Linked DNA regions of Homo sapiens: region 2 is linked to region 1. Evidence: chromatin contacts called from ENCODE Hi-C data. All regions are on one chromosome and are shown on one strand. The core of a region is the stretch at or near the end of the contact, and the rest is flanking DNA. Distances in the headings are between cores, read along the strand shown.

Region 1 (7,158 bases), core at 3,290-5,789:
GATAAGGGTCCAACAAAGATCACAAGGCAAAGGACAAAAGCAGAACTACTGATAAGGGTCTATGTTCAGCAGTGCATGTATTGTCTTGATAAACATCTTAAATAACAGAAAACAGGGTTCGAGAGCAGAGAACCAGTCTGACCATAAATTTACCAGGGCAGAGTTTTTCCCCACCCTAGTAAGCCTGAGGGTACTGCAGAAGACCAGGGCGTATCTCAGTCCTTAACTCAACCGCATAAGACAGGCACTCCCACAGCGGCCATTTATAGATCTCTCCCCAGGAATGTGTTCCTTTCCCAGGGTATTAATATTAATATTCCTTGCTAGGAAAAGAATTTAGTGATATATCTCCTACTTGCACATCCGTTTATAGGCTCTCTGCAAGAAGAAAAATATGGATCTTTTCCTGACCCCGCAGGCAGTCAGACTTTATGGTTGTCTTCCCTTGTTCCCTAAAAATCGCTGTTATTCTGTTTCTTTTCAAAGTGCACTGATTTCATATTGTTCAAACACACATGCTTTACAATCAATTTGTACAGTTAACACAATTATCACAGTGGTCCTTAGGTGACGCACATCCTCAGTTTACGAAGACAACAGGATTAAGAGATTAAAGACAGGCATGAGAAATTATAAAAGTATTATTTAGGAACTGATAAATGTCCATGAAATCTTCACAATTTATGTTCCTCTGCCACAGCTCCAGCCGGTCCCTCCGTTTGGGGTCCCTGAATTCCCACAACACCCTCCAAGAAAGTGTTATTCCCTCTGTTGTCCTGTGCACTGTAATGCACAAAATAACTTATTTTGATGATCAGGGTCTTGGCCTCTTGACATACACACTGAAAAAAATGGGAGTTGTGTTATGTGCGTCCTACATAAACATGTCAGCAAATGTGGCCACCACTTTTTAATTCTCTTTTCTCAGATTGCCCTGAATTTTGCCACTTTGAAGTAATGTGCTGAATAATCTCAGCAACCAAAAATGATTATCCAGGAATGATTCTTGTGAGCTCATTTACTCTGAGTTATTATATCCCTTTTAGTAGATTTTATACCCCTTTAGAAAATGTAAGAAGAATGAAAACATCTTCTTTTAAAAATGCTGGTGTGGGGCCATGCCTACTAGAAGAGGCCAGATGGTCAGATAGGTATTTCCCCAAACCCATCTTGACCTTGAGTATGTGAGGGGGTACTGTACTTCATTCCTGATACATTTTGGTTTCCATGTTGGCACTGAGCTCTTGGTTTTCTGTTTGGATGGTGGAGATTGGGGCCCTCCTATTCACAGTCCCTTTCTAAGTGAAGGGAAAGGCTGGTTTTTGCTGTTCCTTGTGATTCCAAAAACCCTGATTTGGGGCCCATGTTCAGGCTGGCTTTCACGCTGGCTCTCAGTCTGGTCAGATGCAATGTTCTTGAGAGGAGAGGACCTGACTGTTACCATAGTAGCATCCAAGAGAGGAAACAGTGTGAATTAAGTACTCAAAAGGAAGCACGATTTCCAAAAAAAAAAAAAAAAGGACTTGCAAGGAGAAAAATGTAAATCTTCCTAATGATCTAAGAAGATTAGAGGATACAGCAGCCAGGGACTGGGGAGCTGACAAGGACAGAGGATGAAGATGAGTGGGATGAGGAGGAGTTGAGAAGCCTGCTGTTGGGTGGTTATTCAGTTGGCCCTCCACAGCCATGGGTTCCACATCCACAAACTCAACCAACCACAGACCGAAAATATTCTCAAAAATAGATAAATATATGAACAATATGACAATAATAATAAACCAATACAGTATAGGAACTATTTATATAGCATTTATTTCATATTTGGTATAAGTAATCTAGAGATGATTTAAAGCACACAGGAGGGTGCGCATAGGTTATATGCAAATTCTATGCCATTTTATATAAGGGACTTGAGCATTTATGGATTGTGGATTTTGGTATCATCGGGAGTCCTGGAATCAATCCTCCATGGATACTGAGGGACAACTGTACATGTGGATATTGACCTGATCCATGGCAGTGTCTTGTAGTGGAGAGGAAGCTGGTGAGTTATGGGCCAAAGTTTTCAGTGAATGAGAGGGAGTCACTTGCAGATGAGTTGCAAGGAGAGGTATATGTTCCCAAATGGAGAGACATTCAGGAGCATGGAAATCAAGTGCCTAGATTTCCTCACACTGTAGGTGAGGAGAAACTTCCTCCTCACCTTTTTTTTTTTTTTTTTTGATGGAGTCTCTCGCTCTGTCGCCCAGGCTGCAACCTCTGCCTCCCAGGTTCAAGCAATTCTCCCGCCTCAGCCTCCCGAGTAGCTGGGATTACAGGTGCCTGCCACTACACACAGCTAATTTTTTGTAATTTTAGTAGAGATGGGGTTTCGCTATGTTGGCCAGGCTGGTCTTGAACTCCTGACCTCAGGTGATCCACCTGCCTCAGCCTCCCAAAGTGTTGGGATTACAGGCATGAGCCACTACGCCTGGCCTCTTCTCACCTCTTTGGTTCTGTAGCTGGGCATGGGAATTACACTAACATAAGACAGATTTACTGGAAAAGGCATAAAAGTTTTAATATTTTTGTACATGCACAGGAGGCTTTGTAAGAAAAATAAAGACCCATAGAAGTTACTAGGCCCGAAAGCTTATATGTCCTTTTAAACAAAAAATAATAAATTGCAGGGATGTGACAAGACAAAGGGGCTTGGGCTAAGGCTGGCAAATTGTGGGAAAGTGACGAAGAACCGTATGTAGAAAGTTAATGGAAAATATGGGTTACAAATTTTTGTAAGGTTTTGTTTGTAGATTCTTCTCAGTGGCAACTCTGCCTCTGGCAATAATATTCTCCTCTTCCTGGTACAGAAAGGGCACCTTTCACAAGGGAACTTTTATGTTCCGCTTCAAACAGAAAGAGGGTGGTCAGACAGCCTTCCCTGCATCTGTTTTTGCTCCATTGCCTCTGGCTCAGAAGAATCAGTATGCCAAAGTGGCATATTTTAGGATGGCAGGCTCTAAACACCTTCAGCATTGTTCTAAAGTGAGACAACACTCTTTACCTAGTCTCCTCAGCCACTTTTACAGTTGGCCCTAATCCCCATAACAGTCCTGGAAACTTATTTTTACTGTTAAGGAAACTGAGATTTAGAGGGGAGGTGACTGAGCCACAACCCACACCCCAGAGGGCTGTTCCAAAGCCCTCCTCGAAATTGGTGCCAAGGGCAGCAGCTATAATGACAGCCAGTCCACATAGAAGTGCCTCCGTTGATCACCAATTAACAGTAAAATCTGATAATATCTCATTCCAAGGTTGTTATAAGCACTAAATGTGGTTTTGTGACATAATAGGCGTTTGTTTCTCCCCACTGCTTCCCACCACAATATATTCATCAAGACCTTTCCAAGGATACTAAGTCTAGGAAACCCAGGATCATGAAGAGAGGGCATGTTCTTCCAAGTGAGGCTGAGGAGAGACTTGTCTGGCGAGGCCTGTACTGACTAGTGACATTAAAAGAGGCGATCTGACTTCTCATACTGCTCTTGTCCCAGGCCTGCTGTTTGTCAACTGCTGGGTCCTCAGAGCCAAAACTGTTTTCCAACAGTTTTGAATTGAATAACAGCCAGCTATTCGATTTTCTCCGCATTCTCTAATCGGTATACTCTTCAGAGTCCACAGGATTTGCAACGATATTATCCAACGGCTGAAGAATGTGCGCTTGACATCTTAGGCTGTAAAATGTCTCAATTTCAATTTCTAATACATAGATGTCAGTGGATGGCATTTTCTGAACCCTTTGTCGATGTCCATAAACGGCATGCTCTGAATTCAACTAAACAAAAGTATAGACATGGGGGAGGTGTAGGGCGATGTCCAAAGTATAATTTTTAAGAGTGTAAAGGGTTCCTAAGTAAGATTGCCAGATTTTTTTTTTTTTTTTGAGACGGAGTCTCACTCTATCCCCCAGGCTGGAGTGCAATGGCGCGATCTTGGCTCACTGCAGCCTCCACCTCCCGCGCTCAAGAGATTCTTCTGCCGCAGCCTCCAGGGTAGCTGGGATTACCCCAGAGCCCGCCACTGAGCCCGGCTAATTTTTGTATATTTATTAGAGAAGGGGTTTCACCACGTTGGCCAGGCTGATCTCGAACTCCTGAGCTCAAGTAATCCGCCGGCCTTGGTCTCCCAAAGTGCTGGGATTGCAGGCGTGAGCCACCACGCCAGACCTGGATTGCCAGATTTAGCACATAAAAATACAGGACCCCCAGTTAAACGCCTCTCGGATAAACCATTATTGCATGGGATACACTCACGCTAAAAAAATTGTTCGTCGTTTACCTGAAAGTCACATTTAATTGGGCGTCCTGTATTTTACCCGGCAAATTCTAGGCCTGAGACCAAAAAGTTTGAGAACCCTGCCCCTAGGCGACAGCAAGCGGAACTGCAGCAAGCTCCCAGTAATTCCGGGTGCTGCACTTCCGGTCAGGCGGTCGGGCTGCGGGGCCCTGGGGCCAGCTCACCGCCGGAAGTCTCCGCGTCCCCCCCACCCCGGCCAGATCCCTTTCCCAGTCCTGCTTCCCAGTGCCTCGGGCCAGGGAATCCTGGCCTCCGCCTGCGGAGCCGGCGGAACCCGCTTCCCGCCTCCACGGGGCAGCGCCAGCGGCCTGGTCCTTTCACCGGCAGCTCCGTGCCGACGCTCTCACCGCTCTTCCTATCGCCGGGAGTGGCGGGCCGACCAGGGGGCGGCCGGGCTACCGTCCGCCATTCCCGTGTCTCTGCGCCCGCGGGGGCCGCCCGAGCCGGCCACCATGCCGCTGGGCCTGAAGCCCACCTGCAGCGTATGCAAGACCACGTCGTCCTCCATGTGGAAGAAGGGAGCGCAGGGGGAGATCCTCTGCCATCATTGCACTGGCCGGGGCGGCGCGGGCAGCGGGGGCGCAGGCTCGGGGGCGGCTGGAGGGACTGGGGGCAGCGGCGGCGGCGGCTTCGGCGCGGCGACCTTCGCCAGCACCTCCGCCACCCCTCCGCAGAGCAACGGGGGCGGGGGCGGCAAGCAGGTGAGCTCCTCCGGCCCCTCCCGCCGGCGGAGGCCGACCAGGTGCTAGGCGGGCGGGGACGGGCTGGCTGGGAGCGGGCGGGCGCGGGCTTCCCCGATCGCCGTGCTCCTGCTGGCTGGAACGCCCCTCCCCACCTCCTACTGAGATCTTTCGTTTGGCCCATTCCGAAGCACCTGTTATTGTAAGAAATTCAAAGCAATAAGAACCAAGATGTAAAGCCCTTAAGAAAATCTCAATATACACATGTCTACACAGTCGTATACAGTGTCATGCCACAAATGCAGGCGCTGGACCTCATTCCTTGTTAAAGGTTTTGTCATATCAGGTTATGAAGTAAGATTATTATGTCATTATTGTAAATGGCAGCTTAAGTATTCCGTTGCAGGGGGCGCCATAACCTACTACGTTCTCTGGCCTTAGGGAGTAAAGTTGTTAAGTGTTTTTCTCTATTGTAGACACAACAAATGAATAGTGTTTGTCTTGGTCAAGACTGACTCCTACTCCCGCCTCCTGCCCTATTACAAGCAGCTCACACCTTTTGGAGGCTCTGGAGACGCCTGTCCAGCGAGCTCCGAGATTCCGGGTGCTGAACTTCCGGTTTTACTTAGCCTAGTTGCTGTAATTACTTCTCTTGAAAAGCAAAAGGGCAATCTTAATTGTTAAATGCTCTTATAAAGTACATACTCTGGGATCCTTGTAAGATGATTGTACTGCAACCTTTATGCACTTTTTACTTCTTTCTCTTTTTGTTCTTTAATTTGTTTGTGTAACAGAGTAAGCAGGAAATTCACAGGAGGTCTGCTCGGCTCAGAAACACTAAATACAAATCTGCTCCGGCTGCTGAAAAGAAAGTCTCCACCAAAGGAAAAGGGAGAAGACATATATTTAAATTGAAAAATGTAAGATATTTGTGGACAGTGCCTTTTACTGTAATGACGTTGTGTGTATCCTGCCACTGCCTTCATTTCTCACCATTGAACTTGGACTCTGCCCTTGGTAGCCCTTCCTTAGTATTCTGGGGAATGGTCCAGATTCCCCAAAAGGGAATGAGCTCTGTTGCAGGAGGCTCACTGTTTATAAAGTTAATAATACTCTTTCCTTTTTGTTTTTTAGCTTTTATTTTTTCCCCTGGAAAATATAAAATATGGGTTTAAAAGAAACATCAACCTTGAGCCCATTTTTTGGGGTTCTCTATGGAAAGGAAGAGGAGAGATTATGGTTCTTGATATGGCCAGGTACACTAAGAAAACTTTTTTTTTTCATTCTTTAAAAATCTAAGTAAATATTAACACTAGAACTCATCATTTGCATATTTATTTGTTATTAAAGCCCCAGAAAATGTATCTTACTGACTTATGATGATGATGTATTTGATGAATATGAGTCAAAAATTTTGCTAAGCCTTATCTCCTCTTCTGCTCTAAGAAAAGAGATTGTTGAAAGACCTGTGCTGGAAGTAGTTGAAAGCATATTTTTATTGCAATTAAATTCTCAGTTTTTATAAACAAGGGATAATGTTCAAACACAGTGGACAGTGCATTATGGACTATTTTTTTAAGTCTCAGTATGATATTCTTTTCTTTCAGAACAGGAATGTTTCACTTACCCGTAAAGACGTTTCTGAAGTTGGCCATATTTATTTCTAAAACACAAAGGGACCCTGCAGTAGACTTATGCAGATGGCAGACTATTTTCTTTTTTTTTTTTTAATTTAATTTAATGAATTTTTTTTAATTTTACTTTAAGTTCTGGGATACATGTGCAGAATGTGCAGGTTTGTTACATAGGTATACGTGCCATGGTGGTTTGCTGCACCTATCAACCCATCATCTAGGTTTTAAGCCCCGCATGCATTAGATATTTGTCCTAATGCTCTCCCTCCCCTTGGCCCCCATCTCCGACAGGCCCCAGTGTGTGATGTTCCCTTCCCCAAAGTATTTTCTTATTCAGACTAGTTGCTTCTAATTTATTTAAGATTTTTATAGTTAAGTGAGGCATTTGTTGATTACACAAAACATGTTATTGATATTTGTATCACATATGCACATTTTTTTCCTTTTAAGTATGGTATACCGTGTTCTCAGCAATTATTTCATTATCGTTTCTCTGCAACCTTTCTTCA
Region 2 (7,158 bases), core at 1,852-4,351, 1.2 Mb before region 1:
TTTGTTACCCATTGCCTTCATTACCTCCCCCAACAGACCTCCTTTCATGACCCTGGTTATTACTGACTAAAACTCGGAATTGTTTCTGATTTTAGTACCTTCCTCTGTATTACATAGTTTTGATAAATTAAATATTGTATTTGTATAATAAATGAAAATCAAGTTTGTTGGTTTTTTTTAACTTTGAAAGACAACTCTCAGAAAATGATTTTTTAAAAATGTTATAAGGTCTTTTATTTACACATTCTATTGAGGGAGAACTTCCACAGAAAACTAACTTTTAAAAAAAGATAAAAAGAACTATAGCTACTTAAAATAACATACAAGGATTAAAATAAGCTTCTAATGAAATTCAAGCCAAATAGGGCCATTTAAAGTGAGGCACATCCCTTAATATTTCTGGATCCAATATTCTTAATTGTAGATTGCAGAAAATTAACTCATTTCTCGATGACATTTTTGGTTGCTTCCAGTTTCATAATCTGGTAAGAATGACATTTTTTCTCTCTCTCTCTCTAACTCTAGCTGTACTTCTGAGCCTCCTCGTAGTAAACTTCACTGTCAGGTGAAACATAAAACAAGTTCAAGAATTTCAGTAGAACAACTTTTGAAGCAAGAGAGTGTCTTCTACTCTGAGAAACAGAACTGAGTGCTCTGCCATATCTCTGTGCCCCAACCCCTTAGGGGAGAAGGAGAAGGATTTGGAGTGATGGTAGGGATGGATGGATGTTTAACACGTGATGCTTCTTGGTAATTAACACATCAGAATAAATTCACTTTTCACTCAGCCTAGTCAGCTCGAATGACTTGAGAGAATAGAACACAGGACAGGTTAAATCTTTCCAAGACAGGAGTGATAGGAGAGAGATGGCTTGATAAAGTTCCTAAACATGGGATACTATCAGCAGAGGAATGAGCATCAGAGTGGAAAGGCTAGAGAAAAAGTGTCCCTGGGAGCCTGGGGGCCAGGATGCTAGAGTGAAAATGAACACTTATTGAACGGTTCAAAGGACTTCAGAGAGCTGTGCTTCCCAACCTCCTTTTCAATATCAAAATGTGTCATAAATTACAGTCAACACACGTACACATGCTCACATAATTGTGCATTTAGTACCTGTTGCTTTAAAAAAATGCTAGCAATCAAATACTTTAAAGCAAAAATGCATTTTATGAAGGTACTGCTTATATAAACATTTGAAAAACAATAACATATGTATCTGAGACAAACAGATGTCATTTTGCTTTAGCAGGTAAAGATATGACTGCACCTTCTTTATAGACACCAACATGCTGGGTAGTGAAATTCTCAGAGACTTGTTAGCATGTAGTACAAGTAACACCCATCTAAGTAGTAACCTTTATGTGTAGATGAATGTTAAAGCTTCCTAATGACAGCCTGCCTCAGGTGCCCTCTTTCAGTCACCCTGGAATCACTCCCTGCTTATGTGGGGAAAGTGACCTTCAATAGTTTTCTATTTTCTGTATAATTTGGCCCAAACGTTTTAGTCTGGATTAAAACCTTTTCTCCTGCCTCCCCTCAAAGTGCCTCAGCTACACTCACCTCTCTGGCCCCCTTCAGCAATTCAAGTGAATTTGAGCTTTAATCTTTTGCACCTTGCACCTACCTCTCCGTCAGAACCCCATTTCATCTGAGCTGGTTGCTTTCTATGTGCCTTTTTGGCTTTGGGATGGACACTGTAACAAGTGATTTGCATTTCTGTGCCTCACTGTACTATGCCCCTCTCTAAGGCTGGCACAGGTCTCCTTCATTTTATACTCTACGACCTAAGAGTGCTTATAGCACAATGGGTGGTTGGTATCTATTAAACAAATGAATGTGTAAATGAATGATAGAAAGTAATTGGTGAAAAGTACGCTGAGATAGAGTCTGATCACAGGCAAAAAAAAAAAAAAAATGGAAGAATTAATAGTCCAATGGCACTTTTCTTATAAAACTGAATTACATAGTCAAACCATCATTTAAAATAATCTTACAAGGAAAACAACATTAATGTGCGTCTGTTGAGACGGATTATGCTGTTTTGGAATTAGGAAGAGAATGTGCAGTTCGCTGTTTGCTTTCAGACTGTTTGTTTGTTTTGTTTATTAAACTGGCGTCTCCAGCTCTGCAGCCCAGCCTGTGGAACCTAAATGGCCCAGGTCCCAGGAGTTCCCATCGGAGCCGTGGGCGTCCCCAGGGTTTAGAAAGGCTCCCCAGGGGCCCAAGCTGCCGGCGAGTGCAGCTCCCGCCGGCGCCACCTCTGCGGTCTGGAGCGGCGAGGACGATCCCAGAGAGGCGCCCCCACTGCCTCGGTCGTCGGGTTCTTAAGTTTTTCTCTCCAAAAATTTAATGGATAGTTTTCTTTTGCTTCTGTTTCTGACTTGATTAAAGAGGCGGAAAAAAAGGAGTTTGACTCCAAGAAGAATGATAGTAGCAGAAGGCGCATCTGGCTTTACTTTCCAAATTCCATCAAAGTTTGTGTTTTGTTTCATTTGACAGCGATCCCGTGAACGTCTCCTCTGGGGAAATGGCGCGACCAAAGCCCGCCAAGCCCAGCCTGCGAACTGGAGGATTTATTAATGTAATATGTTAAACAAAACCTCGACAGACACAAACTCAAAGGAAACCGTGCGCTCCTTAAGTCAAAGGCATCTGTTCTGGAAGCAGAACCCGGTTTGCTGTTGGTAACCAGCGTTAAGAGCAGGATTTTTAAACATGATAATGGATAAAATAAAAGAAAAGCGAAGTCCCGCGGTCCTCTGACTCCTATTCATTATCTCCAGCAGCATATGGGACCATTCTCCTACGTATCCTCGCCTTTTTCTTCTGAAAAAGCAAAAGCAACCAAGCCTGTCCCGCTTCAGAGCAATCCTACTCTTTGTGCCTGAGTAGTGCCACCACCACTACTTCCTCCTCCTCCCGCCTCCTCCTACCCCGCCCTCCTGCCGCTGGCTTTCGCTCTGGCGAGGAGGCGGCCGGCTCCCTTTGCGCCGGGAAGCCGGAGCCGCGATTGGGCGACGGTCCCTGAGCCTCCAGTTCTGCGTCGGTTTCAAGGCTCCTCCCTCCTGGTGAAAGACAGACTACGGGGCGCCTGGAAACCGGTCCGAGGGCGCGCGAGGCAGAGGAGAGGGAGCGAGTTGAGGGATTGACACAAATGGTCAGGCGGCGGCGGCGGAGAAGGAGGCGGAGGCGCAGGGGGGAGCCGAGCCCGCTGGGCTGCGGAGAGTTGCGCTCTCTACGGGGCCGCGGCCACTAGCGCGGCGCCGCCAGCCGGGAGCCAGCGAGCCGAGGGCCAGGAAGGCGGGACACGACCCCGGCGCGCCCTAGCCACCCGGGTTCTCCCCGCCGCCCGCGCTTCATGAATCGCAAGTTTCCGCGGCGGCGGCGGCTGCGGTACGCAGAACAGGAGCCGGGGGAGCGGGCCGAAAGCGGCTTGGGCTCGACGGAGGGCACCCGCGCAGAGGTCTCCCTGGCCGCAGGGGGAGCCGCCGCCGGCCGTGCCCCTGGCAGCCCCAGCGGAGCGGCGCCAAGAGAGGAGCCGAGAAAGTATGGCTGAGGAGGAGGCGCCTAAGAAGTCCCGGGCCGCCGGCGGTGGCGCGAGCTGGGAACTTTGTGCCGGGGCGCTCTCGGCCCGGCTGGCGGAGGAGGGCAGCGGGGACGCCGGTGGCCGCCGCCGCCCGCCAGTTGACCCCCGGCGATTGGCGCGCCAGCTGCTGCTGCTGCTTTGGCTGCTGGAGGCTCCGCTGCTGCTGGGGGTCCGGGCCCAGGCGGCGGGCCAGGGGCCAGGCCAGGGGCCCGGGCCGGGGCAGCAACCGCCGCCGCCGCCTCAGCAGCAACAGAGCGGGCAGCAGTACAACGGCGAGCGGGGCATCTCCGTCCCGGACCACGGCTATTGCCAGCCCATCTCCATCCCGCTGTGCACGGACATCGCGTACAACCAGACCATCATGCCCAACCTGCTGGGCCACACGAACCAGGAGGACGCGGGCCTGGAGGTGCACCAGTTCTACCCTCTAGTGAAAGTGCAGTGTTCCGCTGAGCTCAAGTTCTTCCTGTGCTCCATGTACGCGCCCGTGTGCACCGTGCTAGAGCAGGCGCTGCCGCCCTGCCGCTCCCTGTGCGAGCGCGCGCGCCAGGGCTGCGAGGCGCTCATGAACAAGTTCGGCTTCCAGTGGCCAGACACGCTCAAGTGTGAGAAGTTCCCGGTGCACGGCGCCGGCGAGCTGTGCGTGGGCCAGAACACGTCCGACAAGGGCACCCCGACGCCCTCGCTGCTTCCAGAGTTCTGGACCAGCAACCCTCAGCACGGCGGCGGAGGGCACCGTGGCGGCTTCCCGGGGGGCGCCGGCGCGTCGGAGCGAGGCAAGTTCTCCTGCCCGCGCGCCCTCAAGGTGCCCTCCTACCTCAACTACCACTTCCTGGGGGAGAAGGACTGCGGCGCACCTTGTGAGCCGACCAAGGTGTATGGGCTCATGTACTTCGGGCCCGAGGAGCTGCGCTTCTCGCGCACCTGGATTGGCATTTGGTCAGTGCTGTGCTGCGCCTCCACGCTCTTCACGGTGCTTACGTACCTGGTGGACATGCGGCGCTTCAGCTACCCGGAGCGGCCCATCATCTTCTTGTCCGGCTGTTACACGGCCGTGGCCGTGGCCTACATCGCCGGCTTCCTCCTGGAAGACCGAGTGGTGTGTAATGACAAGTTCGCCGAGGACGGGGCACGCACTGTGGCGCAGGGCACCAAGAAGGAGGGCTGCACCATCCTCTTCATGATGCTCTACTTCTTCAGCATGGCCAGCTCCATCTGGTGGGTGATCCTGTCGCTCACCTGGTTCCTGGCGGCTGGCATGAAGTGGGGCCACGAGGCCATCGAAGCCAACTCACAGTATTTTCACCTGGCCGCCTGGGCTGTGCCGGCCATCAAGACCATCACCATCCTGGCGCTGGGCCAGGTGGACGGCGATGTGCTGAGCGGAGTGTGCTTCGTGGGGCTTAACAACGTGGACGCGCTGCGTGGCTTCGTGCTGGCGCCCCTCTTCGTGTACCTGTTTATCGGCACGTCCTTTCTGCTGGCCGGCTTTGTGTCGCTCTTCCGCATCCGCACCATCATGAAGCACGATGGCACCAAGACCGAGAAGCTGGAGAAGCTCATGGTGCGCATTGGCGTCTTCAGCGTGCTGTACACTGTGCCAGCCACCATCGTCATCGCCTGCTACTTCTACGAGCAGGCCTTCCGGGACCAGTGGGAACGCAGCTGGGTGGCCCAGAGCTGCAAGAGCTACGCTATCCCCTGCCCTCACCTCCAGGCGGGCGGAGGCGCCCCGCCGCACCCGCCCATGAGCCCGGACTTCACGGTCTTCATGATTAAGTACCTTATGACGCTGATCGTGGGCATCACGTCGGGCTTCTGGATCTGGTCCGGCAAGACCCTCAACTCCTGGAGGAAGTTCTACACGAGGCTCACCAACAGCAAACAAGGGGAGACTACAGTCTGAGACCCGGGGCTCAGCCCATGCCCAGGCCTCGGCCGGGGCGCAGCGATCCCCCAAAGCCAGCGCCGTGGAGTTCGTGCCAATCCTGACATCTCGAGGTTTCCTCACTAGACAACTCTCTTTCGCAGGCTCCTTTGAACAACTCAGCTCCTGCAAAAGCTTCCGTCCCTGAGGCAAAAGGACACGAGGGCCCGACTGCCAGAGGGAGGATGGACAGACCTCTTGCCCTCACACTCTGGTACCAGGACTGTTCGCTTTTATGATTGTAAATAGCCTGTGTAAGATTTTTGTAAGTATATTTGTATTTAAATGACGACCGATCACGCGTTTTTCTTTTTCAAAAGTTTTTAATTATTTAGGGCGGTTTAACCATTTGAGGCTTTTCCTTCTTGCCCTTTTCGGAGTATTGCAAAGGAGCTAAAACTGGTGTGCAACCGCACAGCGCTCCTGGTCGTCCTCGCGCGCCTCTCCCTACCACGGGTGCTCGGGACGGCTGGGCGCCAGCTCCGGGGCGAGTTCAGCACTGCGGGGTGCGACTAGGGCTGCGCTGCCAGGGTCACTTCCCGCCTCCTCCTTTTGCCCCCTCCCCCTCCTTCTGTCCCCTCCCTTTCTTTCCTGGCTTGAGGTAGGGGCTCTTAAGGTACAGAACTCCACAAACCTTCCAAATCTGGAGGAGGGCCCCCATACATTACAATTCCTCCCTTGCTCGGCGGTGGATTGCGAAGGCCCGTCCCTTCGACTTCCTGAAGCTGGATTTTTAACTGTCCAGAACTTTCCTCCAACTTCATGGGGGCCCACGGGTGTGGGCGCTGGCAGTCTCAGCCTCCCTCCACGGTCACCTTCAACGCCCAGACACTCCCTTCTCCCACCTTAGTTGGTTACAGGGTGAGTGAGATAACCAATGCCAAACTTTTTGAAGTCTAATTTTTGAGGGGTGAGCTCATTTCATTCTCTAGTGTCTAAAACCTGGTATGGGTTTGGCCAGCGTCATGGAAAGATGTGGTTACTGAGATTTGGGAAGAAGCATGAAGCTTTGTGTGGGTTGGAAGAGACTGAAGATATGGGTTATAAAATGTTAATTCTAATTGCATACGGATGCCTGGCAACCTTGCCTTTGAGAATGAGACAGCCTGCGCTTAGATTTTACCGGTCTGTAAAATGGAAATGTTGAGGTCACCTGGAAAGCTTTGTTAAGGAGTTGATGTTTGCTTTCCTTAACAAGACAGCAAAACGTAAACAGAAATTGAAAACTTGAAGGATATTTCAGTGTCATGGACTTCCTCAAAATGAAGTGCTATTTTCTTATTTTTAATCAAATAACTAGACATATATCAGAAACTTTAAAATGTAAAAGTTGTACACTTTCAACATTTTATTACGATTATTATTCAGCAGCACATTCTGAGGGGGGAACAATTCACACCACCAATAATAACCTGGTAAGATTTCAGGAGGTAAAGAAGGTGGAATAATTGACGGGGAGATAGCGCCTGAAATAAACAAAATATGGGCATGCATGCTAAAGGGAAAATGTGTGCAGGTCTACTGCATTAAATCCTGTGTGCTCCTCTTTTGGATTTACAGAAATGTGTCAAATGTAAATCTTTCAAAGCCATTTAAAAATATTCACTTTAGTTCTCTGTGAAGAAGAGGAGAAAAGCAATCCTC

The links. A loop is a pair of places that touch in the nucleus more often than their neighbours do. Pooled maps may share reads with other maps.
Region 2: a map of IMR-90 shows a loop between it and region 1 (27-fold over the local background). The contact joins the promoter of FZD1 here to the promoter of GATAD1 in region 1. A Hi-C loop is called at or near these places in 4 of 168 maps with a recorded cell type or tissue (IMR-90, chondrocyte, naive thymus-derived CD4-positive, alpha-beta T cell and 1 more), 13 of 37 single-sample maps with no recorded cell type and 27 of 50 pooled maps.

The regions. Positions count from the first base shown.
Region 1 is chr7:92,442,943-92,450,100 of GRCh38, forward strand. GATAD1 (GATA zinc finger domain containing 1) reads left to right here and starts at 4,540. Exons shown (of 5, transcript NM_021167.5): 1 at 4,540-5,036; 2 at 5,810-5,935. The coding sequence starts at 4,788. RefSeq lists a silencer at 4,460-5,229 and an enhancer at 5,660-5,709.
Region 2 is chr7:91,261,332-91,268,489 of GRCh38, forward strand. It overlaps FZD1 (frizzled class receptor 1), which reads left to right and starts at 3,102. Exons shown (of 1, transcript NM_003505.2): 1 at 3,102-7,158. The coding sequence starts at 3,550. The coding sequence ends at 5,493. RefSeq lists an enhancer at 2,887-3,066 and silencers at 3,187-3,696, 3,787-3,846.